Linked DNA regions of Homo sapiens: region 2 is linked to region 1. Evidence: chromatin loops called from intact Hi-C (ENCODE). Cell type or tissue: HepG2. All regions are shown on one strand. Each heading gives the region's core, and the rest is flanking DNA. Links, peaks and the distances in the headings are about the cores only.

Region 1 (8,340 bases), core at 59-8,058:
GGACAAAAAGTTAATGAATGAATGGCTGTGGGAATAAATGAATGAGTGAATACATAAGTATTCTTCTAAATAATGGTCATAAAGCTAGTTAGTGGAGAGCCAGAACTAAAACTCAGTTCTCCTCCTTTTTTCTTCTGTGGTAACTTCTTGGGTATATTCATAAGTTGTACCTACATTAGCAGTTTAGTTAGTTAGTTGTCAGGAGAGCAGCAATCTTACCAAAATCACTGAGTGACCTTAATTGTGGTTTTTTTTTTCTCATTATGCTTTAAGACATGCAAACAAAAGAAAAGAATGAAAAGTGCCAAGTGGGATGTCATAAGAAAATTGCACTGTAGCCAGATCACACATAGAAAATGACAGAAAAAGGGTAGGCAGAGATGGCTCTGTGATTTTCTTCTCACTCTCACCTGATCTAAGAGATATAAAAGGTACAAAGTTAGAATGCATTAGCTGTCAAATCAACAATATTCTATTAGAGGCACACACTTCTCTTAACAATGCAGCCATTTTATAACCACAGGCTGACATGGTCCACAACCAGGGGAACAAGAGGTAGAAAGGATCAAGAACAGGATATAATGTGGTAATGGGGACAATATACTTACTCTTCCAGGAAGTGCTGCTGGGGTCCTATAATAGAGCCTGGCCGGCATATTCTAATCCAAGCAATTATTTCAGCATGTGTAAACCTGTAGTGTTTCATTACATAACAGGCTATCAATGTCCCTGTTCTTCCAAGACCAGCTGTAAGAGAATGAAACAGAATAAGAAATATAAAGTCTAGCAAATGCTACCACAAAAACACTGAAATCAAACCTTGCCCAGAAACTGCTCTGCATTCAAGTGTGATGATATTATCAACAGCTAATAAACATAACTGCTATCATGTAAAACCCAATTTTTCTTTAAACAATGAAAAGGGCAAAATGAAGGTGCCATAGATTTGGGGGCAAGAAAGTGATGTGATAAAAAGCAAATGGGTCTGGCAGCAGCATTACTGGCTGGAGTGGAAAAGCCAGAGATGGAAGCAAGAGAGATGAGATGGAAGGCTGGGGCAGGGAAGCAAGGGTGGCTGGGGGGTTGGGATGAGGGTGGAAAGGGATGAGGGTGAGCAACTGCAACAAAGATGTAAAGCTCAATTAGAAATCCATTAGGACTGGGTCACAGGGAAAGTTATAGGTAAGTGACATTTCTGACCTAGAAAACTGGTACAATGTTGACTTCATCCATGAAAACATTTAGTTAGAAAAAGAAAGAAAAAAAAATTGTGTGCATATGCGTGTGTGTGTGTGCGCGCGTGTGTAAAACAAAACAAAGTAGGGAAACATTGATAGTTTCATTTTTTACATGTTCAAGAATCTTCTGCTTTTGAGGGGACCTTTTGTCAGCTTTCCCTGATCAAACAATAAAGGTAGTCTTCTCTTATCTCCCAGTAATTGGGAGCACACAGCATTTCAGCAAATCTAAAACTACAGTCGTGTAGTATGTAAGTTCCACTAAGAAAGAAAAAATTAAACTATGACATGCCATCAATTTTAAGATCCATTCTAACTTCAGAAATGTTAAAATATGAAAAATGTATGTCTTTAAATCAGTGTTCCTCAACCTTTTTTACATTATTGTTCCTTCCAGGAGCCTCTTTAGATATTTTATTCCTAATCAGTCCCCATGAAATTTCACTGTCACAGATAGACTGCATATCTGTTTATGTAAATCTGTGCTTTATACAAAAAAAAAAAGTTTTTCATCCCACTAAAACAACAATTTTGTGTCTACAGATGCCTGACATTTCCTTCCCATTAACCCTTCTTTTTTTTTTTTTTTTTTTGGAGACCGAGTTTTGCTGCTGTTGCCCAGGCTGGAATGCAATAGTGCGATCTCGGCTCACCACAACCTCCACCTCCCAGGTTCAAGCGATTCTCCTGCCTTAGCCTCCCGAGTAGCTGGGATTACAGGCATGCACCACCATGCCCGGCTAATTTTGTATTTTTAGTAGAGACAGGGTTTCTCCATGTTGGTCAGTCTGGTCTCGAAGTCCTGACCTCAGGTGATCTGCCCTCCTCGGCCTCCCAAAGTGCTAGGATTACAGGCGTGGGCCACCACTCCCGGCTAACCCTTCCTTTTTAAGAAGTATTCATACTCTGTTTCATTAGATGAGGTGTGTGTGTGTGTTCTGTTTTAATCTGAAGGAACCCTTGCCCCAGATCAAACATCAATGTTCTTTCGAAGAGTGAGGTTTAATTTTGGTCTCAGTGGGGCTCTCCCTTTATGATTAAGATTTCTGCGTAATTTGCCTTCTATTTCACCCAGTGCCTATCGTTGTTAATTCCCTAGATGCCTGGCAAGACTATAGGCAACCGTATAGATAAAACACAGGTGACATCCTGGAGCAGAAGCCAGAGCCCAGTGAGTTTCCAGAGTTCTTCCTTCAAGTCACCAATTTGGGTGTCTATCTGGAGAGAAAAGGGCCTTCCTTATGGAGACAACACTCTCTCTCACTGCTCCCCACTGTGCAAAGACCTGGATGGCTCCCTCACTTAGGCTCCTGTTCACACTCACAACCAAAAAGGAGGTGCAGGAAATTTTCCAATTTCTCTGAAACTAAAGCAGCTTCCCCCTTTTAAAAAAGAGTCTATAATTTTGATCTATAAAAAGAACGCACTTAGCACTCAATAGTTAGGAGCTCTTACCACAACTGAACTGAATAGGAACATTTCACTAAGTTTCTATAAAAACTTTAACAAAATTTTTTAAGCATTTGTAATTAAAGGGCTCCCTGGCACAGCATGACAAGATGTTGAAAAGTGTTCTATTTATACCAAGTCAAACACCAATTGCTTTATAGTTCCAGGCATTTTCTGAAAGCCCTATAGAACATCGATAATCACATACTGGACTATCACAACGTTGCTGTATTTTAGATTATTATTTGTGGTAGAGAATTTCAAGAATTCATAGCCATCTCTTTTATCAACCACAAAGTGAAATGCAGATATTGAAATGTAATCCCCAGCAAATTGGTTTCTAGTTTATCTCTGTATAAAATACTTTACGTTGAGGCATGACATATTCATTCCCTTTTCAGTAGCCACCAAAGTTCATTTGACATAGGATAAGATTCTTTCTCCTTCCTTCTTTTAGTTCAATTAAAAGACTGAGTGCTGCTTGAATTCCCAGAAAACTAAGCTGACTTAATTAGGGCAGATGTCAAAATAATTAATAAGCCTATAGTAGATAAGTATGCTGTGAAAAGCAATACAGCTGTAATTAAACCAAAGGTGTAATCCTTATAAAAGAATCCTACGTGTGTGTGCAAGTGGAAGAAAATGAAATAACAATCTCAAAAAGATATTACCACATGTAAATGTGACTATCCTATACAAGAACTGACTTCAATGTTAAAGGTTCTGATTTAAAATAAAAACATCTACAATACAGACTGGGTACGGTGGCTCACACCTGTAATCCCCGCACTTTGGGAGGCTGAGGCAGGTGGATGACCTGAGGTCAGGAGTTCAAGACCAGCCTGGCCAACATTCTCCTGAGGTTAGGAGTTCAAGACCAGTTCTGGCCAGCAGAACCCCATCTCTACTAAAAATATAAAAAATTAGCCAGGAGTGGTGGTGGGCACCTGTAATTCCAGATACTTGGGAGGCTGAGGCAGGAGAATTGATTGAACCTGGGAGGCAGAGGCTGCAGTGAGCTGAGATCGCACCATTGCACTCCAGCCTGGGTGACAGAGCGAGACTCTTTGTCTCAAAAAAAAAAAAAAAGAAAAGAAAAGAAAAGAAATTTGCAATATAAAATAAATACATATATTTTTTAAAAGGTAAACATTCACAGGTCAAGGATATAGAGAAAATATCTGTAATAAGAATGTTTAACACCAGAGAGTTTTCTTTGCACAAGGTCTCTCAGGTGAGAAATACTATCAAGAAACACACTGAGTTTTAATGAAAGCTTTGCAGTTCTTCTCCTTTGAATGTGTCAATCCAAGATACGGATGGCTAATCCACAGATAAACTCTACGACGTAGTAATAATAAAACTACTTGAACTAAGAAATAAGGCCAAATTAATCTCAGGAAAAAATACAATTTTTATGGCACAAAACTAAAGTTTGAAAGAGAAGATAGGATTATCTCCTGCTAAACGTTGATATAAACGTTCCCATTAGCTCTCAAGTTCTATTGCTGTTTAAAATACGTGACATGTGGGCTTTTTCTTGGACCTGGGCAATACTGAACAAAATGCAATGGAAAAGCAAACAGGGTGCAAATGAATCACATGGGGACAAGCCAACACACTGGCACCCCACTGTGGCCTGAAAGCAGCACCCACAAATGAGCCAGCAAGTGACACCTTCCTAACAGACTCCACGCCAGAGACAAGATATCCCACAAAGCCAGGGCCCATCCTGCTAGCTAATGGGGAGGGTGGGGAGGGAGAGCTCTGCCCACCCAGGAGGAGGGAGCCTGGCATGGGGAGCCCTGCTCCAAACCCAGGCCACGTGCTGCTCATTTCCATCTCTCTGGGTCTCTGGGAAACCGCAGCTTCCCATTTTTGCTCACATGTTCACAAAGTACCTCCACCTACTCAAATCTTAAACATAGAAACAAGGGCCTACAAAACGGCATTTTAATTTCTGTCAGAACCAAAGCCATACTCGTCTGAATAAGTCAGTTACAGCAGCACTAGGCACATGAAAAGAACAGCACCCTCCCCAACACCTACTAGATGATTAGCATAAAATGAGAGGGAAACCGGGTCTAGACCCAAAACCATAAGCACAGCACCACCCAGCGACACTAGGAGGAGCTGCACATGAGGAACTCGAGGCTCCAGCCCAGGGCGGCCCTAGTGATTTCTCCTCGCTGAAATCAAAGACCCAGTAAAATATCTGGAATATTTCCAGTATTATCCATACCGAAAGATCTGGAATGGAGTGGATTTTAAGCCTCCTCGAAGTCAAACAAGCTTAGAGCAAATGGCATGTCATATTTTCTGAGTAGCTGACATGGGGTTGCCAGATAAAATACAGAATGCATGTTCCCTGCAATATTTGGGACATATTTATACTTTTTGTTTTAAAAGTATTCATTGTTTATCTAACTTTCAAATTTAATTAGGCAGCCTGTATTTTTATTTGCTAAATCTGGCAATCCTAAACCTTCTATAGTCTGAACAATTCCTGCCCCAAAGTATCCACCCCCAGAGATCAGAGATTTTTGCAAAACAAACTCTTTAAGTTTATTCCATGAGGCAGCATCACATCAGCAGCATTGTAAGCTAGCGGATTGCCCCTAGCAACAGGCATGGAAGACGCTCTGCTCCATGAAGCCAAAGACTAGGAGGGGAGGGAAAAGCAGAGACTGGAATGGGGGTCCAGATAACTGGGTCATAAAACAGAACCACGACAGTGCAAGAGGATGGAGAAGAGATGGGCAATTCTGAAAAAAAACAAAGGAGAGAGGAAAACTAACAACCCTTGTCTCTTGAGAATTTTACCTGTTTAAAGGTGTTCCTGCAGCCTAAAGACACTGCTACTGTGTTTCCCCTCATTGTGGCACGTGGGCCTGGAAAGGTAAGGTCTGAAAAACTGGCATATCAAGAAAGCCACACCACCACCAATTGTCCACACCCAAGCAATCGTTTCTTTAAGAAGGGGTTATTAAAATGAGTTTGTGTCCCAGTTGTCTGAAATTTAAAACCTCATTGTTTTTCTAAGACACTAAACAGGTTTTGTTTTATGTTATTTGCTCTTCCTTGGCCCGCCCCTTCGATAAGCACAGCCACCACCACCGAGGCCTTGCACACACCTTTGCAGTGAACGGCGATGGCCCCTTCGGTGTTCTCACAGATGTTCAGGAACCTTCGCACGATGTTGTCACTGGGTGTGCTGCCATCTATGAAGAAGAGGTCATAGTGCTCGAAGCCAGCGTCTGTGAAGCGCTTTGCCTCATAAATCTTTTTGTTTAGCCTCACAACTGCAGTCACATTATGCTTTTTGAAATAAGGAAAGTAGGCTTCAGGGGCGTGAAGAGGATAACCTAAAGGAACAAAGGAGCAGTAAGCAAAAGGCATGCATTTCATCTTCCACAACCCAGAAATACAAAACTCTCAACAATGAAGTGTATAAATCTCAACAAAGCTTGGGAGGAAAGTGTGTTGTGTGAGAGAAGAGGTCACAGCAAGCTCCTACAAGCATCAATCTGCATAACTGTAAGCACCACAGGAGGTTAAAAAGAAAACTTCTGTAAGTACTGAAAATACATCATTAAAGTTCAAAATCTCAACCTCTAGATTCGAATCCTGGGAGCATACTCTTCCCACTCCCAAGACAAAAGCATTCTTGAAGTAATCAAATGTGCATAACAGACCTAGAATGGTGACTTTATTCTCTCTTGAGCTTTATTCTCTACTTGACAAACAGTTTTCAACTACAGCTGAAGCTTTTTTGCCATATGTATAGTTTTAATTTGTAGTACAATGCTCCCCAGAAGCAATTATTATTAAGCACCTACTATGTACAAGTCACAATTGCGTATCATTTCAAATTCTCAAAACCATCTCTTAAGTATGGCTAATTCCATTTAACAGATTAAGAAACTAAAAGAGGGGGTGTTGGGAGGATATTGGTCAAAGAAAACAAAATTTCAGTTAGAAAGGAGTATGTCCCAGAGATCTATTGTACAACATAGTGACTATAATAACAATGTATTATATACTTTAAAGTCATTTAGAAAGTAAAATTTAAGTCTTCTCACCACAAAAAATGATAAATATGTGAATACTTAAGTAAGACTTGACTTAACCATTCTACGATGTATACATATTTCAAAAGTTGTTGTACACCATAAATATATAATTTTTATCAATTAAAATATAAATTTTTTTAGTTAAAAATAAACAATAACTTTTGTGGACACTTCCTTTTTTTGAGGGAGGAAGATGCTCCACCTTTAAATCCCCTTTTATTTTTGAGTGGCTCCACCATCATGTGAGTATTCCTGGGAGCTACACAGTCAGCTGGGTTACAGACCTAGCCTTAGCTAATCAGCCAAGGCAACCACTGGGGGCTTTGGCCTTTGCAGGCCTTGCAATGGCAGCTCCAAAAGTTCAGGGGACTAAGTTCCCAGCACACTGATGGCCACATCTGTAACCCATTCAGAATTCACTGAACCCTAACATACCAGCTGAGTGCAATTATCTCAGTTGGAACCCATTCATGATGGGAGGTTCCAGGGGTGGCGGCAGCCAGCAAAGTGAACCAGACTGTTTCCACGCTGTGTGCTTGGCTGTATTTCTTGCTGCCTTGGATCCCTGTTATGCTAGTCAGCTCTCAGCTCCAAGCCGACTCTTATGCTCTGTGACACTGGGGCTGGAGTCCATATACTACGCCCTACATTTCCCAGACTACCTTTCTATCTGGCTTCCTATTGGTTGTAAAAATGGGAGGCACTAAACCTCAACCTGAGGAGGAGGAAGGGAATTCTTCCTGTCCTCCTGGCAGCATCACTTCAGCAGCAGAAAACAGGAGCAGGTTCTGCTAACTCCACTTTTGTCCCTTTTGTCCCCCCAGCCTTAAAGGTACTAGCTGTTTTCTCCAACATATTCTGGTTTCTTCAGTGTTGCCTTTTTACTTTTTAGTCTTCTTTGAAATAAACTCCTTGTATTAAATGCTTTATGTTTGAAATGCCTAGTGTGGTTCCCATTTTCCCACTTGGGTCCTGTTCATCTTCTAAGCCTAGTTCTCCAGCCTTTTCTTAAAGTCTATGAGCTACCCAACATATTCCAAAAACTGCCTTTTACCAGAGTTGGACAGCCATAACTGGTACACTTGGCCAGGTCACACAAAGGATGAAGACAGAATTGGAAGGCAGGACCAATTAATCCACAGCTCAGATATGTGATTTTCACAGGCTATGTTGCTTTTGAGCAAACAGGTAAAACAGAGCTTATTTAAAATCTTCTGTGTAGAAACAATAACCTACACAAACATGGAGAAAACATGCTTTTCTAACTGCAAAAATCAAGTCTGTTTTCCTAGTTGGTTTACTTGCTCAAATTATTTCCCTGCAACAGATTTATAGCCTAAAGCAAAAAAAGAACTGTAGTTGGCATTAAGAAGTAACGGTTTTTCTATCATGTGAGGAATGGGGAGGAGAAGGGCTCATAAACACCTGGGCAGCCTGCCCTGGTGTGGCGGGCTGGTGAGAGCTTCTGCCTCTGGGTTGCTAGCATGCCTGGGACCTCCATGACAGCACCTGTCACACGTTGTGTTAGCAATTGGTTCAGTGCCTATCCCCTTCCTCCCTGCAACAAAGGCTGCAAGAAT
Region 2 (8,340 bases), core at 59-8,058, 160 kb before region 1:
CTAGATACTGCTCAATTTAAGGCAGAGATTTCCAGATAAGAAGCCATTTGGCCTCGATATAGGGATCAAGACTATGGCTTTCCTATCAGTAACATTATACCCTTCTGCAACAAGCACTAAATTTAACAAGTGACTGAGGCATTTAAAAAGAATATAATATTGCAACAAATTTATACTATATATAACCCCACAGAAAGAAGATCCATAAAATACCTAGGAAGTTATAGCACAAAGTAAACAATACACGAAAATTTTACTCAAATGTTGGTTCTGCCATTCAGCCGTTCATTCATGCATTCAGCAAGTATTTATTGAATGGCTGCTACATGCTAGCCAATATAATGGTGAACAAAACAGATATATCCCTGCAGTCACAGAAGTTACAATGTAGCAGGCAGGAGGGATACAGAGAAGTTAAACAGAAATCATAATACCTTGTAATAAATGCTATCATAATGGAGAAATTATAGTGTGCTGTTGGTACCTCAATGGAAGGACAACGCAGTGTGTGTGTGTGTGTGTGTGTGTGTGTGTGTGTGTGTGTCTGTGTGTCTGTTTGTAGGCTGGTGGTCAAAAAGGGCTTCTCATTCATGTTTATGAGTTTTAATTAGATAAATGATATAGGGGTAGTGGTGGGAAGACAAGGAACCAGCATGTACAAAGACCCAAAGATGAAAAGGAACATAACATTAACTCCGCAGTGTTTCAACAGTCTTCTAACATTTCACTCTTATTCTCTGTGACAGAAGCAGTGCCACAATCAAGGCCTTGGGTGAGACTGTGCCTGGAGTTGCCGAAAGCCTTTGCCCATAAAAGTTGCTTTTCTCTGTTAATAATTGTTCAGTGGTTTGAATCTGTCATTTATTGCACCCCCACTTAAAATGTGACCGACTTGCAGACAGGGAGCATAGCTCATTGTATTTCCCACAACCCAGCATAGCATTCTATATACATTGGAAGCTTAAGAAACGTTAGTGCTAAACAAATAGATAAATGGTAAAAAATGGTCAGCAACCAAACTGGAACTCCCGGAATTTTCAAGGGAGTAGCAATGTTTATCCAACAAGTTTTTCAGCTAATGTTACTTAAGTTTCAACTTTAAGAGCTTAGTCACAAAGATTCTCATTAGGTAATACCTTGGCAATTCAAATAATCACTGCCCCTCTGACTTGAGCTAGTTGACTTGGTTAAGGCCAAAATCTGAAGCTTCAAGTCCCATGGAAGGTTAGTTACCTTCAAGGAGAGAAAGAAGATCTGTTCATAGTCCTGCCCATCAGTCTGACCCTGAACTCTGGTGGGGCTAAGGGAAATAGCATTGCATAGTCTGTAGCCCATACGATGGGCTAGGCACTTACCTAGGGATGTTGATATGAAGATAAATAAGCAGTTCCTGCCCCCTAAGGAGGCTCTGGCACACAGTAGCTTCTCAAGAAATGCTTCTTGAGAAACTGAGTGAATACAGCCTCACATATTTAGGCAAATCACTTATAAAATATATTACAGTTTTGTTTTTATATGTGGGACTCCTTCCTGGACTATAGAAATGTTTGTATCCTATGGATTCTTTGTAGTCTCTGCAAAAAGCTAATTCCTCCTCTGAGGTTAAAGGAATCCTTACCATTGTTTTTGAAGACAGTAAGAGCTGCAGTAGCTGAAGCAGTAGCACTGAAGTGGGGATTTTCAGCTACTGAAGGGGCCTCAGTCCCACTCAATGGATACTGCAGCATAAGCCTCTGTTCCAATATTACCCTACCCTGGGAACAGCTGTTGGAACAAAAGAATTGCTCTGAGAGTCAGCGTGAGCAGTATCCCTAAATAAGTGTAGTCATCCTTTATAAGTAGCAGGTCTCCACTCCTGCCCTTAAATTGTCCAACTCCAATGCTAATAGTCACTAAGGAGAGTGCAGCACAGGCCCTGAAAGGAGCCACCAAGGACATTATTTCATGATGCAGAGGACAAATGTATGCTTTCTCCAAAACCTGGAAAATCAAGTTTATGTATGTCATGTTTATTCAAACACACTTGAAATAAGGTCTCCCTCTCCTCTGGCAAGGACACTTTCAGATCTGAGGGAGTGAAGTTCTTTTACCCACCCCAACAATACTGGTCAGAACTCTGACTTTTGAGTTCCTTGAGTCATGAGCAGGCTGTTCACTTCCAGGGCACTTTCCTCAGGCTTCTTTGGCATGAATTGAGGTCAGGTTACAGCTGTCTCCTGGGTGATAAAAGCTGCTTGGCTTCTCACACTTTTGGATGAATCATTGGAGTTTCCCAGAGAAATGCAGAGGGTACTGCCACCCCTCAGTGAGTGTTAACCTCCCACAGTGATGGAGCAGTGAAACATCAGCCAAATGGTGATGCAATAACAGGCTCAAGATGAAGCTTTTATTATGGTCTGTACAACTCATGTTGATTTGAGAAGGAAAGAAAACAATATAAACAGCAAATCCCACGACTGAGTTTCACTGTCACAAATATGTTCTTCATCAAATCCCAACCTCCTTCATTCTTTTCTTCTCTAATTCTCAACTCCCCAAGATACCTGGAAATATTTTCTGCCTGATTTCTCTAATTTGTTCACTTGACCTTCCATCATTCACTCAGCAAGTATATAATGAGCCCCTGTCATGTAACAGGCACTGGGAATCAATTCCAGTTTTTCTGCCTATTACTAGTTACATTTTTTTTTACCAATTATATTTTTTAAGTATGGAGTCGTAAGTACAATAATAAAGTATCAACAAAGCAAAAGGTCAGGGAGTGAAGAGCATACATCAAGAACTGTGTTAGAGCAGTAACTGATAATTTCCTAAAAGTAAAATATGAGAGTTGAGTTTTTCAGGACATAAAGGGATTTCTGGGCAAATAAGGGCAGTGAGAAGAGTGAAAGGTAAGAGATAGAATTCTAGGGAAAGTAAAAATAGCAGCAGCTCCCAACACTTGTTGATGGTTTAGCCACTAATGGGTTTATATTGTGCTCAGCACTGATCTAAGCTTTTTACCTGTGTTAATTTTTTTTTTCTTTTGAGACAGAGTTTCCCTCTTGTTGCCCAGGCTGGGGTGCAATGACGTGATCTCGGCCCACTGCAACCTCTGCCTTCTGGTTCAAGTGATTCTCCTGCCTCAACCTCCCAAGTAGCTGGAATTACAGGTGCCCACTATCATGCCCGGCTAATTTTTCATATTTTTAGCAGAAACGGGGTTTCACCATGTTGGCCAGGCTGGTCTCAAACTCCTGACCTCAGGTGATCCACCCGCTTTGGCCCCCCAAAGTGCTGGGATTACAGGCTTGATCCACTGCACCCTGCCTGTGTTAATTTTTTAAATCCATACAAGATCAACATGAGGTAGTCTCTACTATTATTTCCACTGTGGCAACTGATACACAGAGAGACTAAGTAAGTTGGCCAAAGTCATATAGCTAGAAAGTGGCAAAACCACAATAAGATCCAGAGCTCTTAACCACTATAGGATACAAGTACAGAAAGATATATGCAAAGGTCCAGGGATGAAAGGCGAACAGAGCTTTCTGGGGAAAAAATGGGAGTGGATATGAACGAGACCAAATAGTCATGGGAGAGCAGCAGACGTAAATGATAATGAAGAGCTAATAGGCCAGATTATGAAGAACCCGTGTACCCTACTAAAGTTTGCACTTAATTCTGAGGGCAGTTGGGAACTATGAGCAGCTTTATAACCAAGATCAGGCCCATGTTTTAGGAAGATAACTCACAGAAGTGTAGAGAATGGCTTTGAGAGGGCCAATGGTCAGGAGATCAGTTAAGACAGTAATGTTAACTATATACATGAGAAATGATAAAGGGTCTCTCTCAGTCTATTTTGTGCTGCTATGAGAGAATACCTGAGACTGGATAATTTATAAAGTATAAAAATTTACTTCTTACAGTTTTGGAGACTGAGAAGTCCAAGATCAAGTGGTCAGCATCTGGTGAGTGCCTTCTTGCTACATCATCCCATGGCAGAAGGGCAAATAGGGATGAGAGAGAGGGAGCAGGAGGGGGCTGAACTCATCCTTTTATAAGGAATCCATTCCTGTAATAATGGTATTAATCCACTGATAAGGACAGAGCCCTCATGGCCTAATTACCTCTTAAAGGTCCCACCTCTTAATACTGTTACAATGGTGGTTATGTTTGTAACATATACTTTTGGGGGGGGTCACACTCAAGCCATAGCAAAGCACAACTAAGGAAGCAGGACCAGGGCTGAGAGAAAGGGAGACTACAGGATCTGTTTAGATAGTAGAATTTATAGAACTGAAAGGGAAGCTGACTGGAGGTGAAAGTTGATTCAATAAGAGTAGAAGAATCACTTGAGCTCAGGAGTTTGGGACCAGCCTGGGCAAAATAGCAAGGTTGAGGCAGGTGGATCACTTGAGCTCAGGAGTTTGAGATGAGCATGGGCAACATGGCAAAACCCTGTCTCTACTAAAAGTACCAAAAATTAGCCAGGCTTGGTGGCACGCATCTGTAGTCCCAGCTACTTGGGGGACTGAGGCAGGAGAATCCCTTGAGCCCACAGGGTGGCTGCAGTGAGCTCTGATTGCACTACTGCACTCCAGCCTTGGCGACAGAGTGAAACCCTGTCTCAAAATAAATAAAAGAAGAATGACTTCCAGGTTTAGGATCAGGTATTTAGCCATGCCATTAACCAGAATGACGAAGGTTAGAGAAGGACCTGGGATAAGAGAAAGACAGTTTGTTCAGCTTGAAAATATTGCATTTGAGATGCCTGTTCCAGTTATCCATTGTTGCATAATATACTACCCCAAAATTTAGTAGCTTGGAAGAATAATTCATGATTATTTTTCATGGTTCTGTGAGTGGACCAAGGTCAGCTGGACATTCTTACTTGGGGTCTCTCATGTAGTTTCTGTCAGGCGTCAGCTAGGCTACAGTCATCTGAAGACTCAAGTGGGCTGGTTATCTAGGATAGTTCACTCACATAGGTGGCAGTTGATGATGGCTATTGGATAAAAGCTCTGCTGGGCTTGTCCACCTGCACGTGGCCTCTCCAAGTGGCTTGAGCTTCTCGCAGCAGGATAGCTGGATTGCAAGAGACAGTATCCCAACAACTCACATTTCAAGAGACCTGGGCAGAGGCTATAAGGCTTCTAGTGACCTAGCCTTGGGACTCACTCTCACTTTTGCAGCATTTTACTGGTAAAGAGAGAGTCACAGGGTCAGCCCGGATTCAAGGGCAGGGGACTCCAGAGAGCATAAAGACTGGGAGACATGGCTCCTTGGGGCCCATCTTTGGAGACTAACATGATGCCTTTGGGACATGCAATTAAAGTGGTTCAATATGGATTTAGATTGGGGATTTAGCTGAAGAGACAATCAATATGTAGGTCATGATTGATGCCATAGACATAGATGAGATCTCCCAGGGAGAATGTGTGAAGTACTACAAGAATAAGATGAGGGGAAGACTTCTGAAGCACCAGTATCTGAAGAGAAAGCAATGGAACACTGAGGAGAGATATGAAGAAAGTGGGACCATAGAGGCAGAGAAAACCATGAATGACTATGCTTATACAAGCCAAATGCAACATTTCAAGAAAAGGAAATAGTCAATAGAGTCAAATGCTGAAGAGAGGCAAAGTCATGTAGGGTCCACAAAGTATTTTCACCAAATTTAACAATTAGTTGATCATGGATAACCTTAGAAGGAACAATTCCAAGGAATTGGAAAAAGCAAAGGAAAAAAATGAGACAAAAAAAAGGGCAGTGAATGGTAGCTAAGAGAGAGAAGGAAATCACAAGACATAGTGTTGAAGGGAGGTTTTTGTTTTAAGATGCTTGGGGAAGGGCTTTGGGCACAGATTGTCTGTTTGCATGGATTTACTTGTTGGCTCTACCAGCTGTGCGACATTGCTTAAGTGATTTAACCTCTCTTAACCTAGATGTTCTCTGAAGAGGTAACATTTAAGCCGATGCCTGAATAATGAATCGGCCATGCAATGGATTGGAAAATGGTCTTGGCTGGGGTAACAAGGGTATGGGCAAGTTGGGGACACATTTGGCTTGTTAAGGAATAGACTGGAAATGGTGACAAGTTGGCAGGTAGGATGGAGTGGAAGATATGGTCATGGGAGCAATATGAGATTGAGCTGGAAGGGAGACAGAAGCCTGATCTTTCTGAGCTTTTACTATGGTGAGATGTCATCCTAATTACAATGGAAGTCATTGGAGAATTGAAAATAGAGGAGGGATATTATTTAACATATTTCTAAAAGGCCACTCTGTTTTAAAAATAAGCACACCTCCCCAGCAATTCTACTGCTAGGCATTTACTCAAAATAAATGGAAATATATGTTCATAAAAAGACTCATGCAAGAATTTCATAGCGGATTTATTCATTATAGCCCCAAACAGGAAACATCCCCAAAATCTACTAATAAAAGAATAGTAAACATACTGTGGAATATTCATAAATGGACTATTACTCAGCAATAAAAAAGAATTAATTTGCTGCTACAGGAAGGAAAATTTTATATGATTCCATTTATATGATATTCTAGAACAGGAGAAATGAATACACAGTGGGAAAAACTTAGAACACTGATGTCCTCTGGGAACTTTTTGGAGTGATAGTAATCTATCCTTGATAAGAGTTAAGGTTAATGGCCTGGTGCAGTGGCCCACACCTGTAATTCCAGCACTTTGGGAGGCCGAGGCAGGTGGATCACCTGAAGTCAGGAGTTCGAGACCAGCCTGACCAACATAGTGAAACCCCATCTCTACTAAATATAAAAAATTAGCTGGACGTGGTGGCACATGCCTGTAATCCCAGCTACTTGGGAGGCTGAGGCAGGAAAATTGCTTGAACCCGGGAGATGGAGGTTGCAGTGAGCTGAGATTGAGCCATTGCACTCCAGCCTGGGCAACAAGAGCAAAACTACATCTCAAAAAAAAAAAAAAAAAAAAAGAGTTAGGGTTACACAGTGGTGGAAACTCAAAAAATGTGTAAATTTGGTATTCAAATTTTACATTTAAAAAACACATAAATATTGAACTTTAATTAGTTATATGCATGCCAGAGTGTTTATGGGGAATACTACTGATATGTTCAATTCCTTTCAAATACACCAAAATTAAGATGGACTAGTGAATAAGGAGTAGAAATATGGATGGACAGAAATGTGAGAAAGCAAGTGTAAGTAAAATGCTAATGGCAGAACCTAGCTGGTAGGTACATGAATGTTTATAGTAAAATTATTACAATTTTGCTTTATATTTGAAGATTTTCTTAGTGAAATGTTGGTGGAAAAGATTACTCTGATGTCTCTGAGCATAATGGATTTAGGGGGCAACTAAGAACGTTGGAAGGTGAGAGGAGGCTATTGCATTGGCCAGAGTGAAAGGTAAAGTCAGTACAAAGAATGACATTAGTGATTATGATGTTGAGAATGGATTTAAAAAGAAATGATCTGATTCTATATTTATGTTGGAGATGCTGTGAGAAACAATTAATACAAAGCCTTTGAACTAGAGCCTTCCCTGAATAATTTCAGGCTTAGAGGGAGCTCAGTAAATTCTGTTATCTCATCCTTCCCTCAGGCAACGTCACTTCCAAATCACCTCAGAGAAATGAGAATTTCTTCTCTATTAAATAACTCATTCTAATGTTTAATGACTGTTGCAGTCTCTTGTTTTCTTCAATCTGAAATTGTCTAAATATAGTGAGAGCTCAGATTACTGGCCCAGAATGGAGTTTCTTAAAGTCCTAATATATGGTATGATCATGTTTATGTTTATCTGATATAGTAGAGTCCATGAGGGATCTGCAATACAATATTCCCAGATAAAAAATTTGGTACACTTTAGACATCTTTATTAGAATTTTGTGTTTCCCATCAGGTGTAGCACACAGATAGAACCCCTAGATTAACCATGTAGGCAGGAAAATTGGGGGGAAAATGAAAACCTGTCATCTATGTCATTATTTCAGCACTAAGCCTTCAGGGAGTAGGAGAAGTGTCACTCAGAACATCTCTGCAATTGCCTGAGCTGCACGAGTGTCACCAGCTGCATGATACGCTCACTTAGAGCTTGTTGAAACTCTCGCCTTTTCTCCCCCATCTATGCACCCCTATCCTTTCAGTGGAAGCAGGGCCGGTGTTTGTTCAAACTCAGTGGAAAATAGTAGCAAGCACACTCTCTGTTTGGCTTCTCTTTTTACAGTTAATAGTTAATAGCTTACTTGGCTGCTTGGCAAAGTGCTAGGTGCCAGGCTGAGCACCATGCAGCATCATTTTGATCAACCTTCATAGCAACAGTTCTGTGAGGTGGCATCTATTATTATCTACATTTTA

The links. Peaks named below come from ENCODE experiments on the same cell type or tissue, not always from the same donor. Only the 100,000 strongest peaks of a DNase experiment are listed, where the experiment ranks them.
Region 2: it touches region 1 in a loop (4-fold over the local background); 4 of 110 quality-filtered maps call a loop at or near these places.

Annotation. Positions count from the first base shown.
Region 1 is chr1:100,460,363-100,468,702 of GRCh38, reverse strand. It overlaps CDC14A (cell division cycle 14A), which reads right to left. Exons shown (of 16, transcript NM_003672.4): 9 at 5,822-6,052; 10 at 609-747. Among named protein-coding and RNA genes, the nearest start is that of GPR88, 74 kb to the left of the region's middle. RefSeq lists enhancers at 4,566-4,655, 5,934-6,555. In HepG2, for the core only: a CTCF peak has its summit at 4,796; a DNase peak (open chromatin) is centred at 4,782.
Region 2 is chr1:100,616,153-100,624,492 of GRCh38, reverse strand. No RefSeq gene overlaps it. Among named protein-coding and RNA genes, the nearest start is that of LINC01349, 27 kb to the left of the region's middle. RefSeq lists a silencer at 1,614-1,912. In HepG2, for the core only: a CTCF peak has its summit at 4,566; no DNase peak of the experiment used is centred there.